Linked DNA regions of Homo sapiens: region 1 is linked to region 2. A link is an interaction called in ENCODE POLR2A ChIA-PET data of the cell type or tissue named here. Cell type or tissue: OCI-LY7. All regions are shown on one strand.

Region 1 (8,000 bases), 190 kb after region 2:
GAGTTTCTTCTTCTTAGTGGCCTTGTCCTTTACCTTCCATTCTTATTGGTGTCCTCTGGTCTTGCTCTTTCTTCAGCCTCTTCCAGGTTGTTGATCCCAAACAGCAAGACTGTCCATTCCGTTTTCATCATCTGTTACTTCTCCTTTCAGGAAGGTTCCCTTCTCAAGAGTTCCTCTTTAGCCAGGCACAGTGGCTCACGGCTGCAATCCCAATACTTTGAGAGGTGAGGTAGGAGGATCACTTGAGGCTAGGAGTTTGAGACCACCCTGGGCAACATAGCAAGACCTCATCTTACAAAAAATTAAAAACTTAACCAGGTGTAGTAGCATATGCCTGTAGTCCCAGCTACTTGGGAGGCTGACATGGGAGGATTGCTTGAGCCTACGAGTTCAAGGTTACAGTGAGCTACAATTGTGCCACCACACTGCAGCCTGGGCAACAGAGCAAGACCCTGCCTCAAAAGAAAAAAAAAAGGTTCCTCTTTGAGTTCACCTGAAACTCATCATCAGGTAACTGGAAATTCTCCCAGGTATCTGAGCCTGTCCTACCTAATGTTCTCACTTTTTAATTTTCCCTTTATTTTTACTGTTCTTTTTCTTCTTTTTTTTTTTTTTTTTGAGACGGAGTCTTACTCTGTCGGCCAGGCTAGAGTGCAGTGGCGCATCTCCACTCCTGCAGCCTCCACCGCCTGGGTTCACGCCATTCTCCTGCCTTAGCCCCCCATGTAGCTGGGACTACAGGCGCCCGCCACCACGCCCAGCTAATTTTTTGTATTTCTTTTTTAGTAAAGATGGGGTTTCACCGTGTTAGCCAGGATGGTCTCGATCACCTGACCTCGTGATCTGCCCGCCTCGGCCTCCCAAAGTGCTGGGATTACAGGTGTGAGCCACCGCGCCCGGCCTTTTTTTTTTTTTTTTTTTTTTTTTTTTTTTGAGACGGAGTCTTGCTTTGTTTCCCAGGCTACAGTGCAGTAATGCAAACTCGGCTCACTGCAACCTCCACCTCCCGGGTTCAAAACATTCTCCTGCCTCAGCCTCCCTAGTAGCTGGGATTACAGGCACATGCCACCATGCCTGGCTAATTTTCGTATTTTTAGTAGAGACAGGGTTTCACCATGTTGGCCAGGCTGGTGTTGAACTCCTGACCTCAGGTGATCCGCCCACCTCAGCCTCCCAAAGTTCTGGGATTACAGGCATGAGCCACTATGCCTGGCCTATTTTTACTGTTCTCTAACCAAATGTCCTGACTGTCTTAGATTGCTTACACATACATACGTTCCACCTTGACTTTTCTTTTACCCTCAGCTCTCCATTAAGTCATCCCCATTTTCTTCAACAGAGCTCCAAATTAGATTTGCATTAAACAAGCTATTGTCCACATCTTACTATATAAATAACATAAAAGGTCAGAGAGGGAGGGTGTGCTGTATGTGTGTGTGTCTGTGACAGAGACTGACTGTAATTTTTTTTTTTTGAGATGGAGTCTCACTCTGTCGCCAGGCTAGAGTGCAGTGTCGTGATCTCAGCTCACTGCAACCTCCACCTCCTGGGTTCAAGCCATTCTCCTGCCTCAGCCTCCCGAGTAGCTGGGATTACAGGCGTGTGCCACCACACCCAGCTAATTTTTTTGTGTTTTTAGTAGAGACAGGGTTTCACCATGTTGGCCAGGATGGTCTCAATCTCCTGACCTCATGATCCGCCCACCTCAGCCTCCCAAAGTGTTGGGATTACAGACGTGAGCCACCACGCCCAGCCGACTGACTGTAATTTTCAAAGTAGATTTACATCTGTTGTAACATCCCAGAATTGAACAGAATCTTAGACATCATCCAGGCTCATGCCCAGCTGAGTCTTAAATGCCCTCTGCTACTACAGTGGATGTGACCTTCCACCTCTTCCAGGATGAAGAAGAAGTCATACCACACCAAACGGCCCACTTCACTTTTAGATGTTCTCATTATTAGAATTTTTTTTTTCAGAGATAGGATCTCACTGTGTTACCCAGGCTGGAGTGCAGTGAGGCGATGATAGCTCACTGCAGCCTTGAACTCCTAGGCTCCAGTGATGCTCCTGCCTCAGCCTCCTAAGCAGCTGGGACTATAGGCGTGTACCACCACACCTAGCCCTAGAAAATTTTCCATAGATTTATTTCATATATGCTTTCTAGTAACGTGTCTCCCGTGGGGTCATAAATAAATACTTCTTCAGTTTGAAGACAGCCTTTGTGTCCTTCAGTTCTGAGCTAAACTTCCCAATTCCTTCAAATATTCCTTGGGTGACATTATTTCCAGACACTTTTACCACAGGGATCACTTTACTTGGGAACTTTGATACCTCTGTGTGCTGAATTAGCGCTGCACCCAGTGCTGGACACAGTACTTCCAGAATAGTCATACAGTGCACTGGAGCAGAACTAAACCTTCCTTGTTGTGTACATTGTACTCCTGTTAGTCAAAATTGACTTATATTCTTTGGTGATCAAGCAGTGCTGTTTTCTCATTTGAACTGGTAGGCACCTAATTTGCTAAGTCTTTTTTCCCACTTATTGTTGACAAACTGTATTCCATTCCCTGTTACTTACCCTCTTCCCATCTTAAGCGTGTGGAATTAGTTTTTATGATCTAAAAATAAGACTTAAGTCATTTGTGTATATTTTCTCCTGTTTTTAGTCCTCATGTTTATTTGTAGGTAAACTTTGTTATTGATTACTTTCTCCTCCTTGAAGCTATCTTTGCTTTGCTTCTAGGGCACCATACTCTCCTGGTTTCCTTCTTACCCTACTGGTGACTATTTTTTAGTTTCCTTTGCTGGTTTCTTTTCATCTCTCCTGGTTCTAAACTTTGGGGTATCCCAAGGATCAATCCTCAGACTCTAGACTCACTAGAATAAGTTTCTAGTTTTAAATACCATCTCTGTGTTGATGGCTTCCAAATATCTCAAGCCGAGACTCCTCCTCTGAATTTGGGCTTGTGTATTTATTCAGCCATTCAACACATATGTATTGAATAGCTACTGTATATGAGACACTGTTCTAAGCCCTGGAGATATACCTGTGAAACAAAAGAGACAAAAATCCCTATGCTTGGGAAGCTTATTTCACACAACTTCCAATCCACTGTCTCCACTGTGATGTATAATAGGCATCTCACATTTAACCAGTTCAAAACTGAATTCCTGGTTTTCCTCCTGAGACATGCGCTCTTCACTTTCTTCCCCATTTCTGTAAATGGCAACCACAGTCTTCCAGTTACTCAAGCAAAGAGCATTGAGCCATTTTTCACTCCTCTTTCTCACACCCACATCCAATTTATCAGGAAATCTGTTGGCTTGCCCGTCTGAATATTTTCAGAATCCAATCACTTCCCACATCCATGGCTACCATCCTGATTCATATACCATTATTTCTCACTTGGATGATTAAAGCAGCCTCCTAGTTGGTCTTCCTGCTTCTGCCTTGGCTGTTCTAAAGAGTTTTCAACCCAGTAGCTGTAGTGCTCATTGTTCAAATGAAGTCAGAGTATATCACTTCTGTGCTCAAAACCTTACAATGGCTTCCCATGTCACTCAGTAAAAGTTTTATAATGGTTTCCAAGACTCTACCTGATCTTCTCTGCTCCCTCCCTGACCTCATGTCCTATTACTCTTCCACTTACTCAACCCGCTCTAGCCACACTGGCCTTCTTGCTGTTTGTTGAACTTGTCATGCACGCTCCTGGCTCCAAGCCTTGGGATCTTCTGCTCTTTTACCTGAAACACCCTTCCCCCAGGTGTCCACATGGCTTTCTTCCTCACTTTCTGTAGAATTTTGCTTAAATAATGCCTTAGAAATGGCTTCCCCAACCACCCTATGTAAAGTAGCTTCACACACATTCCTACTTCTTCATTTCCTAGCCATGTCCCTTGCTCCTCTGTCACACCATACGTTACATATTATATATTTGTTCGTTTATATCTTCCTGCACTAAAATGTAAGCTTTATGAGAAAAAGGTCATAGATTTTACTGCTGAACTCCAGGTCCTAGAATAGGGCTTGCCACATAGTTGGCCATCAGTGAATATTTGTTGAATGAATGAATCATGAATGACTAGGTTCTCTGGAGTAGGCATAATAAAGTTCCTACAATAGTATCTATATTTGAATCTCCAGAACCTGTGAATATTACCTTGCTTGGCTTAAGGGATCTTGCAGATACAATTAAGTTAAGGATCTTGAGATGGTGAGATTATTCTGGATAATTCAGGGTAATCACAATGTAATTACAAGGGTCCTTATAAATAAAGACGGGAGGCAAGAAAGTCAGCGTTAGAAAGAGATTTGAAGATGCTCTGTTGCTGGCTTTGAAGCTGCAATAAGGGGCCATAAGCCAAGGAATTCAGGCATATTCTAGAAGGTGGAAAAGCCAAGGAAACAGATTCTTCCCTGGATCCTCCAAAAGGAACACAGCTCTTGTGACACCTTGATTTTAGCCTAGTGAGATCTGTTTTGAATTTCTGGCTTTCAGAACTGTAAAATATTAAATGTTTTATTGTTTGAGCCACTAGCCTGTGGTAATTATTCCAGCAGCAATAGGAAACTGATACACCCACCAGCCCCTATTAGACTGTAATGCCTCTAGAACAGGGGCTTGGTCTTCCTTAACCTTGCACATCACAGGTGCTCAGAGTTCCCAGAGCACAGGTACTTTGGCTTTTTAGACAGAATACCTGACAGAACATCATGCCTGTTTGTGCTCACCTTAAACCCTGATGAATGATGTTGTCACTGGATACAGTTTGGCTTTCTCAGAATATCCCAGGACATAATATCCAAAAACTGGGATACTGCTGAGAAATAATTTACCTCTCCTTGAACAGTAAAATTCTCATCCATCATTGGGGGAGACAATGACTTAGTCTCACCCACTCCAACACTATGCAGATCTTTGAGTGCAGGTCTGTGGGTTTAAGGGCTAAAATGGGATGTTCTCACAAGATCCCTCAGGGATTCCAAAATGAAGCCAAACTCCAAGAAGCTAAGAGAACAATCTAGAAGATCACCTGCACTGAAGATCAGAGTGGATGTTACCAAGCTGGAAATCTGGGGACCATGGAAATCAGGGCAAACAAACAGAAGAAAAGGGATTATAGAGTCTGGAACTGTCACAGCTGCTTTTTTAGGCCAACTAAGGCCCAGTGTATAAGTGGTTTATGAAGATGGAATGGATGGCACTTCATGCCCACACAAATCATGCTGTTTTTGCCCAGCTGTACTCTCCTTTAAGGTAAAGTAGGTTTGTCAGGCATTGTGCAGTATTGATGAAAAACCAATTTTAGTTTTTCCTAATTGAATCTAGCTTTTGATAAACAGAAATGAATATCTCACTAAGATCTCTAGTCCTGGAGACCTAACAAAAACACCTTAAAATCTGGTAAAATTACAAATATCTCAGAATGTACTATACAAAATTTCAGATCTTATTTTTCACATCTTCTATGTATTTTTTGAAGAAAACTTCATTACACATGCCTGATATGAATAAGGCCTTTTACTTTTTTCTTATAAACATTTAGGCTTAAAGTGATTATAACTGACAGTTAAGACCAACAGAAGCCAGTGGCCTGTTCATGGACAAATTATCTGTACTTCAAGCTAAATCAAAAGTAAACATTCTCTATGGTCCCTTCATGTCTACATTAGTCCTGTGGAAGCCAAATGGGACAGTCAAACCCTCCCCTTGCCCCCATATATTCTGTGGGCTCTCTTCAACATGAATGGTCTTTTCCATGAAGCACTATCTTATGCATTTTGAACCATTTCCACATCTAAGTTCTTAAATGCTTATTTAGCAGATTTTCCTCAATTACCGTTTTCATTTCATTAGGATAATATTTGCAAAAGACTGGGCTGTATTGTTTTATAATCCATCAGATGAGTGTTTTCCTAAATAATGGTGCAGGAGAGGAGATGTTCTGATAACCTTCACTTTTTTTAAAAAAAAGATTTTTTACACATATTCTTCGGAAGAGGAAATAGCAGTGAATTCTTGTCACTTAATAAATGCTAGAAAGACTAAGTATTATAAGATGTTTTAAGTGAAAAAGCTATATTCCTGAATATCTGTATTAGAATATGCTGATAATCAGTTTAAAAGCAACACAAGAGTAAAGGGAAAGTCACCATTCTGAATCACAGAGCAGTAAAACTGTTGTCACCAGCAGTGATGTCACTCATCCTCAAGGTTCTGAAAACCTATTAGAAATTAGCTTTAGGGAGAAATATCTTCTGACTTGTCACTGGTTCTAAAAGGCAATCAGTGTTAAACAAACACAGGCCCCTTTTTGGAACCTATATAATAAACTCAGACACATTAATCTCTACTCACGTCTCTAGTCAGGGTCTGACCCCTAACTCTTTTGGCTTTAATGGAAGGAAGTAAGGGCCAGCTGACATTAGCTAACAGAAGTTTGTGTAAAGGTTCAGATATACCTATAAGCAAATAAATATCATTTCTTAAACTTTTGTTTTTATTGAGTACTATGAGACAAAAATATCTCCCCTCGACAATACAAGATTGCATTATAGTCTCTGTATATCTTAACAGTATTTACTTAATCACAAAATTTGACTTAGAAGAAGACATTGAGAGAAAAGAGGAGGTCAGCCTCCGTTTGACCTGGATATTTTGGTCCATGGACAAAGCACTGACCCTAAACAGTCAAAAGCCCTGGGTGATATCCCTGCTTTTGCCACTAAAAATTTGTATGACCTAAAACACTTCACCTTATTTCTCTAGGTCTCACTTGCTTCATGTGCACAATGACAGGATGAATAACTTCTCTACCAACTATGAAAACCCAGTAAGAATGAGATAAGGTGAAAGATATGAATGTACTTGGCAGATCCTGCCATATAAATAAGATGACAGTATTTCATAAGAGAGCTTCTTTCTTGAGTAGAGAACAAGGTATATGAAGATGTCATATCATTTGGCTGTATTCTTAGAAATACTAGAAATAGTGCACATTCAAGAAATGAATGTGTACCGTGGTTATGAATAAAACTGCTTTGATGCAGCTAGCAAAGTAAAATGAATAAAATGATTTCTTTGGAAAAACTAAGTTATGAATTGAGAAAACTAGACAAGATACTAGAAATTTGCCAGTCAGCACCTCTCAATTCTTGTTTAATTAGTGACACCTCTTGAGTGCTTCTAGGAAAGATAATGAAGTAAGCATAGTTCTTCAAGGACTGTCTCCCATCCTGGGTTCCAGCTGAAAGAATGACAAATGACAACCTATATATATGTGTATATATGTATATATATGTGTGTGTAGGTGTGTGTGTGTGTATTTACACACACACACACACCTATACACACACTAACCCAGATTTTTAACACTAACTCGTAGTGTTAAAAAGTAGGGAAAGGTATTATGCCATGACAGAAACATAAAAGCACTCCTGCTCAGTATTGTGTAGATCATGCCAAATTAAAGGAAAACATTGAGTAGAAACTTATAACTTGCCTTCCTGAGAAAAATCAGAGTGTCATGAAGAAAGAGCAATAAGATACCTGAGGTTTTGTGCAGTGATTACAAGTGGCTATAGCAACTCCAGACCTTACATCTAGAGGAAAAAGTGATGACTTCTTCCCAAGCGTCTCAGCAAAAGTATCTCCCTCTACCCCATTAGCTCTGATTGTGACGTGTGGCATCCCTGAGTGATGCTCAACAGCCAGAGAAATGTGTGGCTTACCTTAGGCCTGGGCACCCTTGAGCCAAAGTAAATGGGGAGGGAGGTCTATGTGAAGCATATTGGCTATGAGTTAAGGAGAGGTGATTCCTTAGAAATCTTTGTACAGTTTCTGTTTAAAAGGGTGAATGCTTGGCAGCCATGTTTACTATAACTGCCTGCTCTTGGCCTCTAGATGCTTCACATATACCTTAATTCAGAATTGCCTGGCTACCTCAGTTGGTAGAGCATGGGACTCTTAATCCCAGAGTCAGTGGGTTCAAGCCTC
Region 2 (8,000 bases):
TAAGGACTTATTTGTTATTTGTTTTCTGGTTATTTTGTGGTCTTTTCCTTCTTTTCTTCCTTTCTCTCTTTCTCATAGTGAAGGTGATTTTTCTTTAGCAATGTGTTTTCATTTCTTGCTTTTTATTTTTTTTTTTATGAATCTTTTGTGTGGTTTTTGGTTTGAGTTTACCACGAAGCTTGCAATTGATATTTTATAACCCATTATTTTAAACTGATGACAACTTAACACTACTTGCATAAAAAAACTAAATAACAAACAAGCAAAGAAAAAACTAATAAAAACTTTACATTTTAACTTCATCCCTCTGCTTTTTCACTTTTTGTTGTTTCTATTCATATCTTCTTGTACTATGTCTTAAAACATTGTTGTTGTAGTTACTATTTTTTTTTTTTTTTTTTTTTTTTGAGACAGAGTCTCGCTCTGTCACCCAGGCTGGAGTGCAGTGGCACCATCTCAGCTCACTGCAAGCTCCGCCTCCCAGGTTCATGCCATTCTCCTGCCTCAGCCTCCTGAGTAGCTGGGATTACAGGCACCCGCCACCATGCCCAGCTAATTTTTTGTATTTTTAGTCAAGGCAGGGTTTCACCGTGTTAGCCAGGATTGTCTCGATCTCCTGTCCTTGTGATCTGCCCGCCTCAGCCTCCCAAAGATTATTTTAAATTATTTTTATCTCTTCGCTAAATGTATCTGATAGAATTCTGAATTCCTTCTCTGTGTTATCTTGAATTTGAGTTTCATCAAAACAACTATTTCGAATTCTCTGCCTGAAAGAGTCACTTATCTCTGTTTCTCCAGGATTGGTCCCTGGTGTCTTATTTAGTTCATTAGGTGAGGTCATATTGGGTGTTTGTAGGTGTCTAGGGATTGAAGAGTTAGGTATTTATTGTAGTCTTCATGGTGTAGGCTTGTTTGTACCCATCCTTCTTGGGAATGTTTTCCAGGTATCCAAAGGGACTTGGGTGTTGAAACCTAAGCTATTGGCCACTGCAGTTATATCTGCATTTGGGGGAACCCCAAGCCCAGTAACACTATGGCTCTTATAGACTCGTAGAGGTACTGCCTTGGTGGTCTTGGATAAGATCCAGAAGAATTTGCTGGACAACCAGGCAGAAATTCTTGTTCTCTTCCCTTATTTTCTCCCAAACAAATGGAGTCTCTCTCTCTCTGTGCTGAGCTGCTTGCAGCTGGATGAGGGTTGACACAAGCACCCCTGTAGCCCCCACCACTGGGCCTGTGCTAGGTCAGACCTGAAGCACAGATTACTGTGTCTCGCCCAAGGCGCACAGTAACCACTGCCTGGCTACCACCTTTGTTTGCTCAAGTCCCCCTAGGGCTCAGCAATCAGCAGGTAGCAAAACCCGCCAGGCTTATGTATTTCCGTTCAGTGCAGCAAGTTCTGCCTGGCCCGAGCAGGTCCAGATATGCCATCCAGGAGCCAGGGCCTAGAGTCAGAAACCTTAGGAATCAACCTGGTGCTGTGTTCTACTGTGGTTGAGCTGACACCCAAACCACAAGACAAAGTCCTTACCACTCTTCCCTCCCCTTTCTATAGTCATAGGAGTCTCTTCCTGTGGCCACCACCACCCCAGGCCTATGGTGAGTACTGCCTGGCTACTGTCAGTGTTCACTCAAGGCCCAAGGGCTCTTCATTCAGTTTGTGGTGTATGCTGCCTGGCCTGGGCCTTCCATTCAGGACAGTGGCTTCCCTGTGGCCCAGTTCAGGTGCAGAAATACCATCCAAGAGCCAAGGCCTGGAATCAGGGACCTCAAGAACCCTCTTGTTGCTCTGCCCTACTGTGGTCAAGCTGATACCTAAGCTGCAAAACAAAGTTCCCGTACTCTTCCCTCCCCTTTTCTCAAGCAGAAGGAGTCTCTCCCCGTAGCCACCACAGCTGGGAATGGGCTGTATCCCATCTGAAGCCATCATGTCTCTGAGTCTCACTCAAGGCCCTTGGCGAGTGCTTCCTGGCTACCACTGCTAACTCGTGAGGGCCCAAGGAGTCTTTTGTCAGCAGATGACAAATCCTTCCAGGACTGGGTCTTTCCCTTTAAGGTAGCCCATTCCCTTTTTGCCCAGGATATGTCTAAAAATACCATCCAGGAGCTAGGGCCTGGAATGGGAGCCTCAGGATTCTGCCCAGTTATTCCGTCCTACTATGGCTGAGCTGGTTTCCAAGTTGCAAGACAAAGTCCTCTTTTTTTCTCCTTCTTCTTCTTCTTTTTGAAACAGGGTATTGCTTTTTCACCCAGGCTAGAGCGCAGTGGCATGATCATAGCTCACTGCAGCCTTGATCTTTGAGACTCAATTGATCCTGCCTCCTCAGCCTCCTGAGTAGGTGGGACTACAAGTGTGTGCCACCACACCCAGCTAATTTTTGTATTTTTTGCTAGAGACGGGCTTTCACCATGTTGCCCAGGCTGGTCTTGAACTTCTGGGCCCAAGCAATCCGCTTGCCTCAGCCTCCCAAAGCACTGGGATTATAGGTATGAGCCACTGTGCCTGGCACAGAGTCCTCTTTAGTCTTCCCTCCCCTCTCCTCAAGCATAGGGACGGAGTCTGTACCAGAGTTGTGAGCTGCCTGGGGTTGAGAGAGGGGTGGTGCAAACACTCCCTTGGCTGCCCTGGCTGGTCTCATAGGTCACATTCTTCCCAAGTTCACTGGCTCCGAGCCCAGCACAACACCAGGACTTGCCCAGGAATTGCAGTTCTTGTGGCTTAAACCTCCTTTCAAGTTTATTTAGGTCCCCAGAACACTTTAACCTGCAACTCAGGTTCCGAGTGCTAGGATGGGCGATTCCCCGCTTTCTAAGGTTGGTATAAATGCTCTCTCTGTGGGGGCCAGCTGAATTGTGTCCTGTTGCTTTCCACTGTAACAGGCTAGCACTGATTTCCAAGGCAAAGTCTCACTGCCACTGTGCTTCCTGTCTCCCAAGTGCATAGACTCTCTGTCTGCACCACAGGGTGGCTGCCAGGGTAGGAGGGAGGGGTGGCATCAGCATTTCAAGACTGTCTTTCCTGTCTCTTCAGTGCCTTTTTCAGTGATACGAAGTTAAAATCAGGTACTGTGGTGATTCACACAACTTTCGGTTCTTATTAAGGTACTTTTTTATGTGGATAGTTGTTCAATTTGGTGTTCCTGTATGGAGGACATCTGTGAAGGCTTCTATTTGGCTATCTTGCTCTGCATCAGTTTTTGCGTTTTTCAAATAGGGATAATACTTATTGACAGTGTTGTTGAGAGGATTAAATAAGATCATGTACATGAAAGTATTTTGTAACCTATGAAGTTATTGGGTTTTTTTCTTTTTAGAGATGAAGGTCTCACTCTGTTGCCCGGGCTGAAGCGCAGTGTTGTAAGCTCACTGCAGTCTGGAACTCTGGAGCTTAAGCAGTCCTCGCACCTCAACCTCCTGAGTAGCTAGGACTACAGGTGCACGCCACCATTGCCAGCTAATAGTTTCTTATTTTTTGTAGAAACTGGGTCTTGCCTTGTTACCCAGGCTGATCTCAGATTCCTGGCTTCAAGTGAACCTCCTGCCTTGCCCTCCCAAAGTGCTGGGATTACAAGCATGAACCACCATCCTTGGTCTGGATATTGTTAAAATTAATGTAAAGAAGAAGTTTTCTCTGTAGGACATGAATTTATTAAATATCTAATGAGTGTACTTATGTAAAAGTAGCATGTTACATGATAAGGATAAAGCAGTGAGCAGATAGACGAGCACCTCGCTCATGAAGTTAATACTCTGCTTCTGCACTGTTCAATACAATAGCTTCTAGCCACCATGTTGGACAGTAAAAACACAGAATATTTCTATCACTTCAGGAAATTCCCTTGTAAAGCTTTGCATAGGAGAAGCACACATTAAACAGTTAGTTCAGTAAGTATTTTTAATTCTCTTATGATGAGTGCTTTGAAGAAATAGTCAAATCAGAGAAAGTAATGTTTGTGCTAAGAGCTGAGGGATAAATAGTAATGTTCTAGGTAATGTGGGAGTGGAGGAAGCATTTCAGAAGGAAAAGATGAAGAACATTGCAGAAAGACCTGAGACAGGAAGAAGAGAGAGCTTGAGATCCAGAAAGAACTCATGCATACATCCTGTGTGGTGAAATTAGTCCTGTCTGGAAGGAATGACTGTAATAAGAGGAACAGAGAAGAAGATGAGTGAAATGCAGATAAGCTTGTAGATTTTATGGCCGAAAGTGAAAATTTTCTTGTTCCAATAACTTCTGTTTTCTCTTTGAAATGTAGGATCATCTTATGAAAGCAAAAGAGAGAAAGGAAAGGGTGGACTTTTGAAGAGAGTGGGGAATGTATGAAGCAAACCTTTGTGGATAGTGGGAGAATGAACACCCTAGGGAGATTTAATAAGATCTTGAATCAGTAGTCCTACCAGTATTTTGCATGGTCTGACTCCCCCCACACCCCCACCCCTGCCAGGTTCAGAAATGGAAAAGTCTGCCAGTTGTTTTCATTAATCCAGCTAAAGAAATTAATGCATGCAAGACATTGAGAATGGTGCCTAGCCCATAGTAAGAGCTAAACAAACATTATTACCACGGCTGGGGTTTGTCTAAGAAGAGTAAAAAACAGAACAACAGAGAGGAAATGTAGGACATTTGCAAGAAAATGATTATAATGATGTACTGTGGAATCTACCACAGATAAAAATTTAAGGCAACGGGGATGATATATAGGGGAAAAGTGGGGAGATCTGGTGAGCATCTATTAGTGGATTCTCAAGTAAATAAGTGGAAAGCAGAGGAGGGTTGCTCCAAGAGTGAGGTACCAGGTAGGGGCCACAAAGAAGTAATGCACACAGTGATCTGAATGAAGACTCTTACAGTCTAGGTATAATGTGGTATTTCTTGGTGAAAACTAAATAAATGTTCTGTCGTCTAAGTAAATGATATGAGCAGTAGCAGACTATCCCCAAACTGCCTGTAAACAAACATTTGGAAGTTCAACATTCTGAGAGTTTATAAAGCTAATAATATTCGAAGATTTAAATCAAAATATAAAAACCTGCTCAGGTTCTTATACTCATTTTCTCTGCTCTCATCCTCTGGCCTTCTCCCCCTTCCTAATTCTGTTCTAATTTAAGAATCATACAGAAACTAAAGGCATCAATTGCTCTAGCTAATCCTGTAGATTGATAATACTATCCTCTAGTTCTGTTTTGTGCCATGAAGAATGAATTGGTGGTCATGAATATAAAATAACACTAGCTTTATTGGTTGTCTGGTTTTTTCTCCCCTCAGATGCTCTGTGAAGCATTTTCAAATCCAATACTGAAAGTAACTTGTGTTTCAAAGTGTTTTGGGAAATGAAGATTATAGTCTGTTTCATTAATGTCATTCTTTCCTTTCATTTGGTATTAAAGGCTTCAGCGATTAGCCAAAGATCTTCTAAAACAAGTACAAGTTCAAGACAGTGGCTCATGGGCAAACAATAAAGTGTCTGCTTTGGATCGGACCCTAGGAGAGATCACTAGAATACTGGAAAAAGAGGTGTGTAACTAATATCTGGCTTTTGAACCTTAATCTTTGTGATCCTTTCTCACTATGACAGTACATAGAGCTATAAGGCAGACTCAGTATATACCTTTCTTCTGTGTTTTTTAAAGCTAGTCAATAATAGATGAATTTTTTTTTTTACTTTTGTTCTTTTCAGTTGTTTAATTGAAGCTATTTTCAGGTTTTTTTTTAATTGAAGTCCTCTTTAGGTCATGGTTTCCTCAGTCATGTTTTCCTCACACAAATAAACTGAAATTATTTTGTCAGGAATCACAATAATAAAGATGTATGACTTTATGGCAGAAAATAGAAAACTTTGAATTATAAAGCCTCATAAATCACAACCAGATTTCTACAAAACACCAATATCCCCTGATTCCAACAGATTTGGCAGTTTTCTTTAATGACTTAGAATCATTAAATATCTCAATTATAGTTTAAATATCCTCAGTGATTTTTAAAGTATTTATTATTCACTATAGGAAAATGTTAAACGTACAAAGAAGAAATAAAACTTCCTGTAATAGCAACTGATAACATTTTATTGTATCTTCTTCCAAACATTTTATTGGACTTTTTTACATTATTTTATCATAAATACTTTATCATGTCTTTAAAAATCTTTAATGGAATGAACATATCACATTTTACATAATGTATAATATTTAGGTGGTTTCTAATTTTCTATTTAAAGTAATGGCTATTTTCATTTATTAGCTGTAGTTTTTGGGTTTTTGTTTTGTTTTGTTTTCTGGGTTTAAAGGTTGTAATGTAATATTTGATATGTACAAAAGAAATATTAATAAAAAATAATATGAATACAGTGAACAGCTATGAACTCACCACCCAATTTAGAGTAAGATTGTTACCACTACATTTGTGTTTCCCAATATGATCCTTTCTTACCACATTCATGATTCCTTTAAAGGGAATACTGTACAGAATTAAAGGTGTATCATTGTTTTTTAGAAATAGCTTTATTGCTTTATCACATAAATGTTTTGTTAAATAATGTTACTTGGCTTTGACCTTTATAAAATATTGCACAATAGACCTCTACAATTATTTTTTCAGTCAAAGTTATGGTTCTAAGTTTTATTTAGCCTTATAAATATAGCTGTTTGTCACTGCTTTTCTCTGCTGTAGAGTAAGTCCTTCATTGTGTTAATACAATTTTTAAATCTATTCTGACAGTGGACATTTCTCTGTGTGTGTGTGTGTGTGTGTGTGTGAGAGAGAGAGAGAGAGAGAGAGAGAGAGAGTGCACGCAAGCATGGGCAAACAGTGCTGCTCATTCTTGTATCAAAGTAAATAAACAAGAACTTCTTTAAAGCTGGGAGTCTCAGGCTTTCGTCTACATCGGAATTGCCTAGAGAACTTGTTAAAACACAGATTGCTGCCCCCAGCTCCTGCCCCGGATTTCTGATTAAGTAGGTTTAGGGTGGGTCTGGAGAATTTGTATTCCTAACAAGTTCCTAAGTCATATTGATGCTGCTAGTCCAAGGACCATATTTTGAGAATCACTGCTCTACTCTAGGGCATATGCCTCAATGGTGGAATTGTGGGGTTCTCAGGCATATCAGTGTCCAACTTTGCAAGATAGTGCTCAACTACATTTTGGCATCAGACAGTACAGTCGTCTGGAGGAATCGAAAGCAGCCTATTCAGTGTGGCATTGTGGCAGAGCTGTAAAGTCAGTTCTTGTGTGTAACACATCCCTTTCAGGATATCAGAGGTTCAGAAACTAGTACTTGTCACACATTTGCTAGAATGCAGTATTTAAAGATTTAATGTGCTTTAGGAAAAATCTCTGATCTTTTAAAAAATTATTTATATACTGATTATTTTTGTAAAGTATAGAGTACTTTGAATTAAAAGGCAATTGCTTGAAGACACTGCTACACGTATCTTATCTCATGAATATTGTTTTAGATTAAAGTAATAGAACTTTTGAGGAAAAGGCAAAATGATCTATATAAGAAAGTATTCAGTATGAAAATTTACCTAAAGTTATTTCCTTCACAAAGGGGCAATTTACTGAAATACCACTGATTTCTTATAATTTGGGGAAGAAAAATGTTGTCTGGCTCCCAGTCTAAATGGTCTGTGTCAGAAACTTGCTGTAAAGCTGTCCTCAGAGTATACACTGCAGGACCACCTAAGAGTTTAGACTTACCTACAATAAGATCCTTTTGCTACTTTTATAACTAAAATCCTTTTTACCTAGCCAAGACACACACTCACTTTATGAAGACTTCCATAGAGTAATACTGACATTTCAGTGTAATTCAGCTGATGATATTTATGATTTCAGTCTAGGAATTGTAAATAGCCATTCCTTTTTGTTTGGAAAACTGCCTGGAGTAACAAACTCATTAGAGCCAAAGCCAGGTACCCAGTGAAGGATATTTGAAGATAGTCTAGAAGTGACAAGGTAGGATGGTGGAACTTGGGCAAGTGTAAGCACTGATGGAGGAAT

Evidence for each region. Peaks named below come from ENCODE experiments on the same cell type or tissue, not always from the same donor. Only the 100,000 strongest peaks of a DNase experiment are listed, where the experiment ranks them.
Region 1: POLR2A ChIA-PET joins it to region 2 with 11 read pairs; 2 of 35 experiments call an interaction of 5 or more read pairs at or near these places.

What each region holds. Positions count from the first base shown.
Region 1 is chr15:76,382,434-76,390,433 of GRCh38, reverse strand. All of the region lies in intron 27 of SCAPER (S-phase cyclin A associated protein in the ER), which reads left to right. It also overlaps the pseudogene TRK-CTT16-1. Among named protein-coding and RNA genes, the nearest start is that of ISL2, 50 kb to the right of the region's middle. In OCI-LY7, no CTCF peak of the experiment used is centred here; no DNase peak of the experiment used is centred here.
Region 2 is chr15:76,571,673-76,579,672 of GRCh38, reverse strand. It overlaps SCAPER (S-phase cyclin A associated protein in the ER), which reads left to right. Exons shown (of 32, transcript NM_020843.4): 23 at 5,389-5,515. Among named protein-coding and RNA genes, the nearest start is that of MIR3713, 11 kb to the left of the region's middle. RefSeq lists enhancers at 3,989-4,038, 4,049-4,098. In OCI-LY7, no CTCF peak of the experiment used is centred here; a DNase peak (open chromatin) is centred at 4,132.